Regions from separate parts of the Homo sapiens genome. Here region 1 is linked to region 2. A link is a loop called in an ENCODE intact Hi-C map of the cell type or tissue named here. Cell type or tissue: PC-3. All regions are shown on one strand. Links, peaks and the distances in the headings refer to the core of each region. The heading gives the core; the rest is flanking DNA. Region 1 overlaps LONRF3 (LON peptidase N-terminal domain and ring finger 3). Region 2 overlaps LINC01285 (long intergenic non-protein coding RNA 1285).

Region 1 (5,380 bases), core at 80-5,079, 130 kb before region 2:
ACTGAAAAAAAAAAGTGGACTCTGAAGACAGATGATCTTAGCATCATTCTGAACTTCTTTTAAGCATCCATTTGGATAGATACGGAAATGGTCTAAGAACTAGTGTCATTGTAGTAAAAAAAAGATAAAAGCAAAAACTGCACACTTCTAGTATTGTTATTTCCCCCTAGGTACATGGTAAACCACATCAATAAATAAAGCAATGGACTTTTCAGCAATGTACGCTTAAATAGTTACAAACATACATGTAGAAAAAAGGATACAGTAGTGCAAAAAATAAATTATTAAAACAGAAAGAAGTATGAACATTATTTTACACAATGCTCTATAAAACCTGAACCATTTGGAATGAGACCTCAAGTCAGTGAAATTATACAGCAACATTATTAGTATCTTTGTTTTCACATTTCAACCACACAGTCATTGATCTATGAAAGAAAGAATATTAAAGCAAAACCACTTTAAACTTTTGGAAATTTTAATGTTAAAATCAAATTATGTTTTTCTGGGCTCTTAAACACCTCTGCTGTTTATGTAGTTATGCAGCATGTCAAGAAGCATCTTAAGACAGAAAGTTTCAAATAGGTCACATTCTTTTGGTCTTTCTACTCAATTTCTCTCTGTGATCAACAGCAGGCTGATGCCTCTGTTTGACACCCCCTTCTGTTAAGATATTATTGCAATTAGATATATTTACAAGAAGACTCCCCCCGACGGCAGTGGGGAAGGTGGGAGCTCCTCTTCGGCAATCCACTCACTAGTTTTGGTTTCGGGATATGAAGGCCAGGACTCGTCGAATACCATTCAGTCTGTCCTTTAAGGACCTCATTGCTAGGAAGGGGAGCTGAGCTCGGCTTTCCAAGGGAAGAACTGCTAACATCCACCAGCACCAGGCTGGGCCATTCGGGTTCATCTGCAACAGAGAAACACAATGGAGTCATCCTATTCCCATCCAAGAACATCAGTCTGCAGAGTTCCAAATGCTCAAGGTAAAGACCCCAGGTAGAACAACTCCATGTGGCAGATTGCTAATTGACCCTATATCTATTTTCCCCCTTATTTTAGCAGGGCATATAGCCACCCAGAAAAAAGACTGCATTTCTCAGCTTCCCTTGCAGCTAGGTGAGGCCATGAGACAAAGTTCTGGCTAATGAGATGTAAAGGGAAGTGATATGTGTAACCTCTTGGTCATGCTCTGGGAAAGAAGCATATGCCCTCTGCCTTCCTCTTTCTCTCCCTTTCCCCTAGCTAGAACATGGACGTGGTGAGGATCAGCCTTTCTCAATCAAGAGGATGAGGGAGACATTTTAAGGATGGTAGAGTTTTGTGATGAAGGAGCCTGGGTGCCTGAATGCTCTTGTGGAATAGAGCTGCCCTAACTGTCCAAGACTTAGCCCCTCCATCTTGTTTAAGCTCCAGTCATTTTTGTTTCTTGTTAAAGCAAACCAACCAGTATCCTAACAGATACACCATGCCTCCTAGCCAATGTGATTTTACAAGCTGGTATCTACTATGTAGTCTCTTCCACTTCTAATATTCTGTTGAGGTCCTTTGGACTGATGCATTTAACATTCAGGCCTTCGATTCCCATGACCCCTTGACCTTTGCATGTCTTTTAAGTCCCCTCATTTCCTTGATGTGGCTGAAGGCAATAGTCCATGTATACCATGTCACTATACAGGGCCATAGCTCTCTTCTCCCCTGAAACCAAAGGCTATGATTTACAGTCCCAAAGAATCACAATCTCACTTTGCAAAAATTCCAATTAGAAAACATTCACATTAGAAATATATTCTGCCCCAGGGCCGGGCACAGTGGCTCACGCCTGTAATCCCAGCACTTTGGGAGGCCAGCGGGTGGATCACGAGGTCAGGAGATCGAGACCATCCTGGCTAACACGACGAAACCCCATCTCTACTAAAAATACAAAAAATTAGCCGGGCGCGGTGGCGGGCTTCTGTAGTCCCAGCTACTCCGGAGGCTGAGGCAGGAGAGTGGCGTGAACCTGGGAGGCGGAGCTTGCAGTGAGCTGAGATATGCCACTGCACTCCAGCCTGGGCGACAGAGCAAGACTCCGTCTCAAAAAAAAAAAAAAAAGAAAGAAAGAAAGAAAGAAATATATTCTGCCCCTAGATTTCCTTTTAATAAAGAGCTTTCCCATTCCACATAAATCCTTCCCCAAAGCAGCTTCCCTGGCACATATTTTAGACATTGGGTACTTATTTCCTTCTAAGCCTAAAACGAGCTTTCTGCCCACAACTTTCACAAGTTTGGTTTTAGGACTATAGAGAACCATTCTGGTCAAAGTGCCTACACCTGAAATTATTTGGCTCCAAATTGGTTCCTCTGATCGTCACCAAATCTCACTGCCTTCTTTGCTTCTTTGTGCCTCTAACTTCATTTGCATTCTTTTTTGTCCCTCCCTGAAGCTGGCAATATGCTCTCCCTCCTATGATCAGTTCTGAATATTAGACTGATGTTCTGAACTTTCTTTCCAAGGATCACCAACAAAGATATTTAAGCTGGTATTAACACTTGTGGCAGTTTCTAAGAAACATCCTCCTGACAGAACATGCTTATTTGTGGGACCACTGGGGATGCAGCATTGACTGGAGCAAACTGGGATGGGTATGGGTTTTTCTTTTTTGCTGGTGCTGCTGCTGCCAAAGCAACATAATAACAGAACTAAGAAAAAAGGAAGTGAAACCCAAGATTTCAACTTTCTCTGTCATTAGCCTTTATGAATCACACTGTAGCATCTGTGTTTTCCCGTTACCATTGCTGATCTGTATCTTTTGCCTAAGGGAGAACGCTTCCCGGAAGGTGAAGGGGAACATTAAGCTTGATCGTGAGTTTGCTCAGAGGTATATGCTGCAGTCCTGACTCATCGTGGCCCAGAGCCAGGAGCTGGGTCACAGGAAGCACTAACTGGCCTTTCTCCCTTGAAAACTCATGATGCCTTTGCATGGGGGGGGAAAGAAGCCACCTTTGTGGTCTGAGGAAAGCAAGACATTTCATTTAGGGAACAGACTGGTGTCTTAGAACCTCAGAATGCAAGAGGAAGAGGGGGCTTTAGAACCCTCCTCATGTCAGAGATGGGACAAAAGTTGAGAAAGGGAAAGGAATCTTCCCAAGGTCATACTGCTAGTGAGGTAAGCAGGACCAGACTTTTGGTCAGAATATGCATATTGAGATTTTTTCTTTTGTGACAGAGTTGGGGATGAGCATAAGTAAAGAATCAATGTAGGAGAGCCAGCTTGGAGCATAGGAAGAGATGGTCGTGAGGAAATATGTGGTTAGGATATCTCCAGCCTTATCCTAGAAAGACAGTATTCCCTGATTTATTCCAGGCAAGCAAAGCTTAGTGAAACTTAACCATCTCCACTCTCCTAGGGAGCTTCTGATCTGCAGCTTGATCTTTCAAATAGGCCTATCCCCCAGGAAGAACACTGATCAGTAGAACCTAACAAACTACTGTCTAGTATAACTCAACTAACAGTATTTAATGATGAACAGAGCTGTTCAGCCCTGGTGAGGACAATAGCAAGGGTCTAGACTTGCAGGGCGAAGCATAGATAGACCGAGGCACGAAAAGTTTTTGTGGTCTTGCAGTTGTAATCTTATAAGGGTAGCTGGCCCTATCCCCTAGTTCCCAAAGCAATGAGGGAGAGGGTTATGAAGTTACCTGAAAGCAGCAGCTTTTGGTCTCAGCTCCCAGGATACCCTTCTCTTAAGTCCTGGCCTTTGCATGTAACTTGTCACCCTAACACTACCATGGTGTGAATCTGGACTCCCATGGAAGGTTCTTCTGTTGGTGATATCTATGTTCCCATTCTCTTATCTTACTTAGTTCTCAAAACCTGCCTTGGATCCAAGTTCCTACTGCTTTACTTTAGTTACCCCGATTCTAACTTGGGATCTTTTTGGTCTTACTCATGACGCTCACTGTGCAGCCAAACAACACCAAATTAAATCCATCTTCCTCTCTGCATTCGATGTGCTGAATGGCAGCCACATACCCATCTAATCACAAACACTAGGCACTCTCTTCTAGTGGGACAACCCGTTTAAAAATAGACATTTTTCTATACCTGAGGATCGGCGTCTTTCTCCGGCATGGGACCAAAGTGATTGAGTATCCGATTCTTTAGGGATAATTTGAGCGAATGAAACCACAATGATGCTTGCTGATAGACACAGTTATGTAATCCCATGAGCTCAGCACAATCCTCTCCCTGAACCTGAAAGTATCAAAGTGGAAGTGAAACATTCTGTACCCTCTCCATCATTCCCAGAGTCACTTTTGACACCTGATTCGCTTTGAGCATCCATCCTGCCTTCCTATGGGAAGGCTCACCCATTCAGCTTTCTCCTTTGCTTGATGTGAAATGCCCCTTAGTCAAGTGCTGGACAGTGTGTAGATACTGCTGACCATGGAGGAAGGAGAAAGGTTCAGCTGGGTAGATTAGCTGAAACAGCAAAACATGCAGAAAACCAGAGATTCAAACCGGCCTGAGTGGAGGCATGTGGTTAAACCAGGTTATGCTGGTCCATGCCTTTGCCCTTTTCATTTTTACATCTGTTTTCTCATTACTTGCTGGAAAAGACACAGGAGTATGTCAGTCTCAGCATGTAACTATCTTGGTCAAACACATTTACTCAGTCATCAGATATTTATTAATCTACTATGTAACAAATGTAAATATAAATGAATATAGGATTATTTACCTCTTCTTCCACCCATTACCTCAGAAAACCAAGGATTAACTAGATGTGTCATCTTTCTGCCTTAGGGGATGATGGATTATTGGGAAGGGCTCTTAGCCAGGTTACGTACTTTAAAATACAAATGCATGTGTGGATCTATAATTGTCTCAAAAGAAAAAAGTTTAAAATATACATAAATCGATAGATAAAATATATATGTATAGACCCACCCCAGATCCATTCCTTGCAATCTTTGGCAGAGACTTAACTCCCAAGCTGAATGAGCCCCAGGGTTGATCTAGGATAACATTTCCTATGCATGAATGCAACTCAGCAGCTAAGCAGAGCCAGGACAGTAGGCGCCCTCACTGCCATAGTGCAACTGGACAGCAATCCAGCAGCATTCAATGTTGCTGCAGCAATTTGGTGTGAAATCCCAAGGCCCTCAAGGGTTCTGAGAAATCCTTTCACAACTATCTTTGTGTATCAAGTTACAAGGATAGCCTGGCTTTGGGATTCTTGGCACTGGCCACCCTTACCTTTTGGTCTTCAATGTATTCAATGTCGGCTGTGTTGTAGCCATCCCGCTGGCTCTGATGGAGCACCCTGAAGCGCCTCTTGCCTATGCTGTCAACCACTGAGCGGCCATCAGCAAAGAATTGAACATTTCTGA
Region 2 (5,380 bases), core at 105-5,104:
TACAAAGTTAACCTTCAAAAGGCCTTGCCCTACTGGGTCCTCCAGATCTAATCTAGAGTATTTTCTCAGGAACCTCTGCAGGAATGCAGAGGGAGTTTCCTCATTTTCTTGTTGAATCTTGAATGCCTTTGAGACATTTTGTGTCCTAGGAGTGGACTCTTTGATCCCTTTAATTATTAGTTCCCTGAGGTCCTGCATTTGGGTCCAGTCCCTGGGATCATTATTATCCCATTTAGGATCGACATTTGGAAATTTTTGTTTGGTTGGCAAGACTCCTTGCCTGGGAGGGTGTTGCCTCTCCCAGATGGTCATGGCTGCTCTCCTAATCATTCCCCTTTCTTCTCCTGTGAACAGAATATTCATGATAGACATCATTTCAGCCCAGGTGTAAAAGCTGGTTCCTAGGAATTGGTCCAGCTGGTCTGCTAAACCGAGGGGATCTTCTAGGCGTGGTTTCATTTCCTTCTTGAAATTCCTAACTTCAGAACTTGTAAGAGGAGCATTTACAAAGCCAGTCTCTCCCTGTCCCATGGGAACTTCTCTAAGAGGGAGCATGCTAGATGCCTGCTGTGTGGACAGGATAAGGAAGTTCTTAATATCCCTCTTACACTGTTCTTTTTCTTAAATTTGGATGAGGACTTAAAGGAGCAATTGGTTTGGTTCCCCCATGGTCTCCAGGTCTTTCTTCCTCTAACCCTCCTGTTGCCCCCTTGATCTTCCTGTCCCCTATTTTGTGAGCTGTATGGAGGGGCAAGCATGATAGGGGGTCCCAGGGCTTTTCACTGGGCAAGAGCTTTTTACTAGGCTCTTTTTCTTCTTCTTTGATGGGGAACGTGGGGGTTAATTCTTTGATCCAGCAGAGAGCATAACCTATCTCTTCTTGTGAGGATGGTTTTTGTTTTTTGTTTTGTTTTATTTTGTTTTGTTTTGTTTTAGTGGAGTCTTGCTCTGTCGCCCAGGCTGGAGTGCAGTGGTGCGATCTCAGCTCACTGCAAGCTCCGCCTCCCGGGTTCACGCCATTCTCCTGCCTCAGCCTCCCAAGTAGCTGGGACTACAGGCGCCCACCACCACACCTGGCTAATTTTTTGTATTTTTAGTAGAGATGGGGTTTCATTGTGTTAGCCAGGATGGTCTCGATCTCCTGACATCGTGATCCACCCACCTCGGCCTCCCAAAGTGCTGGGACCACAGGCGTAAGCCACCGTGCCCGGCCTAGAATGGGGTTTTATCATTCACATAGAGAATTAAAGCTTGGCACACCCAGTTCTCATCTGAGCCAAACTTAAATCAAAAGACTGAAGGCTTGCGAATGGGGTCTTTGGGACAGGTAAAACAGCAATACTTTATCATCTTTTCCTTTTCCTTGTCCCTGGTTCAAGGGTTGTCCCTCCAAACCTGCAGCATTCTCCTTAAAGGACTATCCGGGGGAATGTCAGAGGGAGTCTCTTTGGCTCCCTCTTTCCTTTGTCCCCTAGGCCTAGAATTTCTGTTTCCCATTTTCGTCAATCTGTGTCTGAGTTTTTCCCTGTGTACTCAAGCCCCCCACTAGAGGTTTCTTGCACACACCGAGAATCATTTCATCCGTCTCTGGCTGTTCCCCTCGCGAGAGAACAGAACCGCAAATTGGGTCTCCACACTTGCTTCATACCTAGGATACGTCTCAGTCACACACACTCGACCTCCAAAAATGCCCAACCACCAAGACAATACTCACAGTCCAATTTTCCTACCTTGGCTCGTACATGAGGTTGCCTGGTTGCCACGGTGCCTGCTTTTCTCCCTGTGTCACCTCCACTGCCTCCTGAATAACAGTCTCAGGTTTGTCTATGGCCTCTGCAGGGAGCCGGGATTCCCAGACAGAGCAGGCCACTTAAATCAGGTGGGACGCCTCTCCCCTCTTGGCTGGAGTCCAACTCCACGCAGGCACAGAGATCCCAGATGGGCCCCCAAGTTTGTGAGAAACACATTCATCTGTCCAAACCCAAAGAATGGACTCAGAGACACAAAAGAACAATGGAAGAGAGAATTTTAATGGTGATCGTGCAAGAATGGGTGTCTGGTAGGCAGGCACAGCTGGGGCAGCTACAGCAGGTAATTTATCTCCTAGCACGCAAGTCCCTCCCCCAGTTCCTCATTGGTCAAATACTGTGGGGTTACAATCTTTCTGGACGTCACCTAAGTTTCATTATCCCTTATAAGGTTATAACCCAGTCCCCTTCCCTGCTTAAGTTTCGATTTTCCAATAACTCTGTAAACTTTTTCTTCCCTTTTATAGGCTGACTCCTCCTCTACATTCTGTTTGCTTATTGCGACTTTCTAGGTGCATGAGCTGTGCGGTTTGTCACGTCCGCAGGCTGGCTGCCAGTACTTAGATTTATCATACCTTGAAAATGGACCATTTAAAATGTTTTCTCACAGAAAATAAGATTTTAAAACATTATCCTCCCTTTATATAAAACCTTGGGATATCAGCATACTCTGTGCTGGACCAGCATACTCTGGTCCTGGAAAATAAGGACCACTGGATCACTGTCCATCACAGGAAAACAAAATGCCACTGTAGAAAACTGTCTGTGGCAGGCTGAATAGTGGTCCTCACAACATACCGGTATAACATAATGGTAAAATGCTGAAAGGGACTTTGCAGGTGTGATTAAGTTAATATTCTTGAAATGAGATGATTGCTCTGGATTAGCCAAGGCGACCTAATCTTTATTACGGACTCTTCATAAAAGAGGCAGGAAGGTCAGAGTCAGAGAAGGTCACGTGACTATGGAGGCGGAGGTCAGAGAGTCACAGAGAGACTTGAAGATGCTACGCTGCAGGCTTTGAAGACGGAGGAAGGAGCTATGAACTAAGGAATGTAGGCAGCATCTAGAAGCTGGAAAATGGCTGATTTTGAACTTCAATCTCCAAAACTGTATTGCCTTAGTTGGTTTTGTGTGGCTATAAAGGAACACCTGAGACTGGGTAATTTATAAATAAAAGAGGTTGATTTGCCTCACAGTTCTGCAGGCTGTATAAGCAGCAAGCAGCATGATGCCAGCATCTGCTTCTGGTGAGAACCTCAGGAAGCTTCTAATCATGGCAGATGGCAAAGGGTGAGCAGGCATGTCACATGGTGAGGGGGGAGTGATAGAGAGAGGGGAGGCATGCTATGTACTTGTAAACAACTAGATCTCCTGTAAACTAATAGAGTGAGAACTCATTCATTATCATGGGGACAGCACCAAGCTATTCAAGAGGGATCAACCCCCATAACCTAAACACCTCCCAGTGGGCTCCACCTCCAACATTAGGGGTCACATTTCAACATGAGATTTGAAGGGGACAAATATCAAAACTATGTCATATGTGATAATAAATTTATGTTGTTTTAAGCCACTAAACTTGTGATGATTTGTTATAGTAGCCATAGGAAATTAATACTAATAGAGAGCAAATGACAATGATCAGGGGTTGGAAATCAGAGAGTGTTGGAGAATAGTATGAGCATGGTTGCTTGTACAAGGATGCACTTAAACCATGAGACTCTAGTTTGGAAACAAGAAGCCTGAGAAGAGACTGGCTCAATGTCTAAACCATTGCTGCTCTATAGAACTTTATTTGATGATGAAAGTGTTCTACATCTGCACTTTCCAATAGGGTAGCCAGTAGCCACATGTGACTACTAAGCACTTGAAATGTGGCTAGTACAATAAGGGAATTTTTTCTTTCTTTTTTTTTTTTTGAGATGGAGTCTTGCTCTGTCACCCAGGTTGAAGTGCAGTGGCGGATTTCGGCTACTGCAAACCTCTGCCTCCTGGGTTCAAGGAATTCTCCTGCCTCAGCCTCCCGAGTAGCTGGGATTACAGGTGTGTACCACCACGCCCAGCTAATTTTTGTATTTTTAGTGGAAACGGGGTTTCACCATGTTGGCCAGGCTGGTCTTGAACTCCTGACCTCAAATGATCCACCCACTTTGGCCTTCTGAAGTGCTGGGATTACAGGCATGAACCACCATGCCCAGCCTACTCTTAATTAATGTATATTTAAATTTAAAAATCTACATGTAGCTAATGGCTACTGTATTAGACAGACAGTTTTCTACCATTAAAAAGAATGTGGATAGGGTGACTATGAACTTATTCATTAAAGTGTTCAATGCTAGAAAACTAGCTTGCCAAAAATAGTCTATGCCAAATTAAAGAAGTACCAGCACTTCTCTAGAGATCAGATTTCTTATAATCTCTGCCATAATATAACTAAAAACCTAGATGAGAAAAAAGCATCTAAGCAGCATGTAAAATTGCTGTCATAAAACCCATGAACTTCACTTCATAGGAGATGCATGGAGTCAGTCCTTAGTCAAACAGCTACACATTAGAAGAACCAAGAATACGTTGATCTCAGAACTTCTTCAAAAGCACAAAAATCCGGAACACACTTAGGGAAAAGACATAAGGAAAGACATATTGCTACATGCCTCAGAGGTCCAGGTCAAAAGCAGATGATCATAATGGCCACCCTGAGTCACAAGACAAGGTTATATTATGTTCTGAATCATCTGTTTAAGAAGGCAAAGCAGGCCAGGTGCAGTGGCTTACGCCTGTAATCCCAGCACTTTGGGAGGCTGAGGTGGGTGGGTTACTTGAGGTCAGGAGTTCGAGATCAGCCTGGTCAACATGGTGAAACCCCATCTCTAATAAAAACACAAAAATTAGCTGGGCATGGTAGTGGGCATCTGTAATCCCAGCTACTCAGAAGGTTGAGGAACAAGAATCACTGGAACCCAGGAGGTAGAGACTGCAGTGAGCCGAGATTGCCACTGTACTCTAGCCTGAGCAACAGAATGAGACTCTGTCTCAAAAAAAAAGAAGACAAAGTAGTGAATAACTCAGTATTAAAAAAAAAAAACTCAACAGAGGGAATGGGTAAATGCAAAACCAAACAGTTACCTTTCCACTTTCATGTAAAATCCCTTGTTTTAGGGTTCTAGCCACTATGCTATGCCATCCACTCCAGCTCCTTGTTAGTCACTTATGCACCAGGATTGATCTGAACCAGGTTTGATAAATTATTTCAAATCCTTTCTCACCATTACCATCCAAATCCTTCTCACTTGCCACGCAACTTCCAAATCTGGATCAATTGAATTGATCCACCACCATTGTTTCTATTTCCAGACTGCTGCGCCCTGGTGGAAGAAATAACACAATGATATAGGCAGGAATATCTTGAAAAGCATGGTTTCTGTGGAATATTATGCAGCAGTTAAATATGTAAGATATCAGCTGGGCGTGGTGGCTCACGTCTGCAATCCCAGCACTTTGGGAGGCCCAGGTGGGCAGATCACCTGAGGTCAGGAGTTTGAGACCAGCCTGGCCAACATGGCAAAACC

The links. Peaks named below come from ENCODE experiments on the same cell type or tissue, not always from the same donor. Only the 100,000 strongest peaks of a DNase experiment are listed, where the experiment ranks them.
Region 1: a loop joins it to region 2, with 12 times the contacts of the local background. A loop is called at or near these places in 1 of 110 quality-filtered maps.

What each region holds. Positions count from the first base shown.
Region 1 is chrX:119,013,068-119,018,447 of GRCh38, reverse strand. LONRF3 (LON peptidase N-terminal domain and ring finger 3) reads right to left here. Exons shown (of 11, transcript NM_001031855.3): 9 at 5,247-5,380; 10 at 4,092-4,241; 11 at 93-913. The coding sequence ends at 758. Among named protein-coding and RNA genes, the nearest start is that of LONRF3, 41 kb to the right of the region's middle. RefSeq lists a silencer at 2,888-2,947. In PC-3, for the core only: no CTCF peak of the experiment used is centred there; DNase peaks (open chromatin) are centred at 2,857 and 4,697; H3K27ac peaks cover 3,705 bases.
Region 2 is chrX:118,881,574-118,886,953 of GRCh38, reverse strand. LINC01285 (long intergenic non-protein coding RNA 1285) reads right to left here. Exons shown (of 7, transcript NR_110393.1): 7 at 4,939-5,176. Among named protein-coding and RNA genes, the nearest start is that of LINC01285, 45 kb to the right of the region's middle. In PC-3, for the core only: no CTCF peak of the experiment used is centred there; a DNase peak (open chromatin) is centred at 2,203; H3K4me3 peaks cover 2,649 bases; H3K27ac peaks cover 2,817 bases.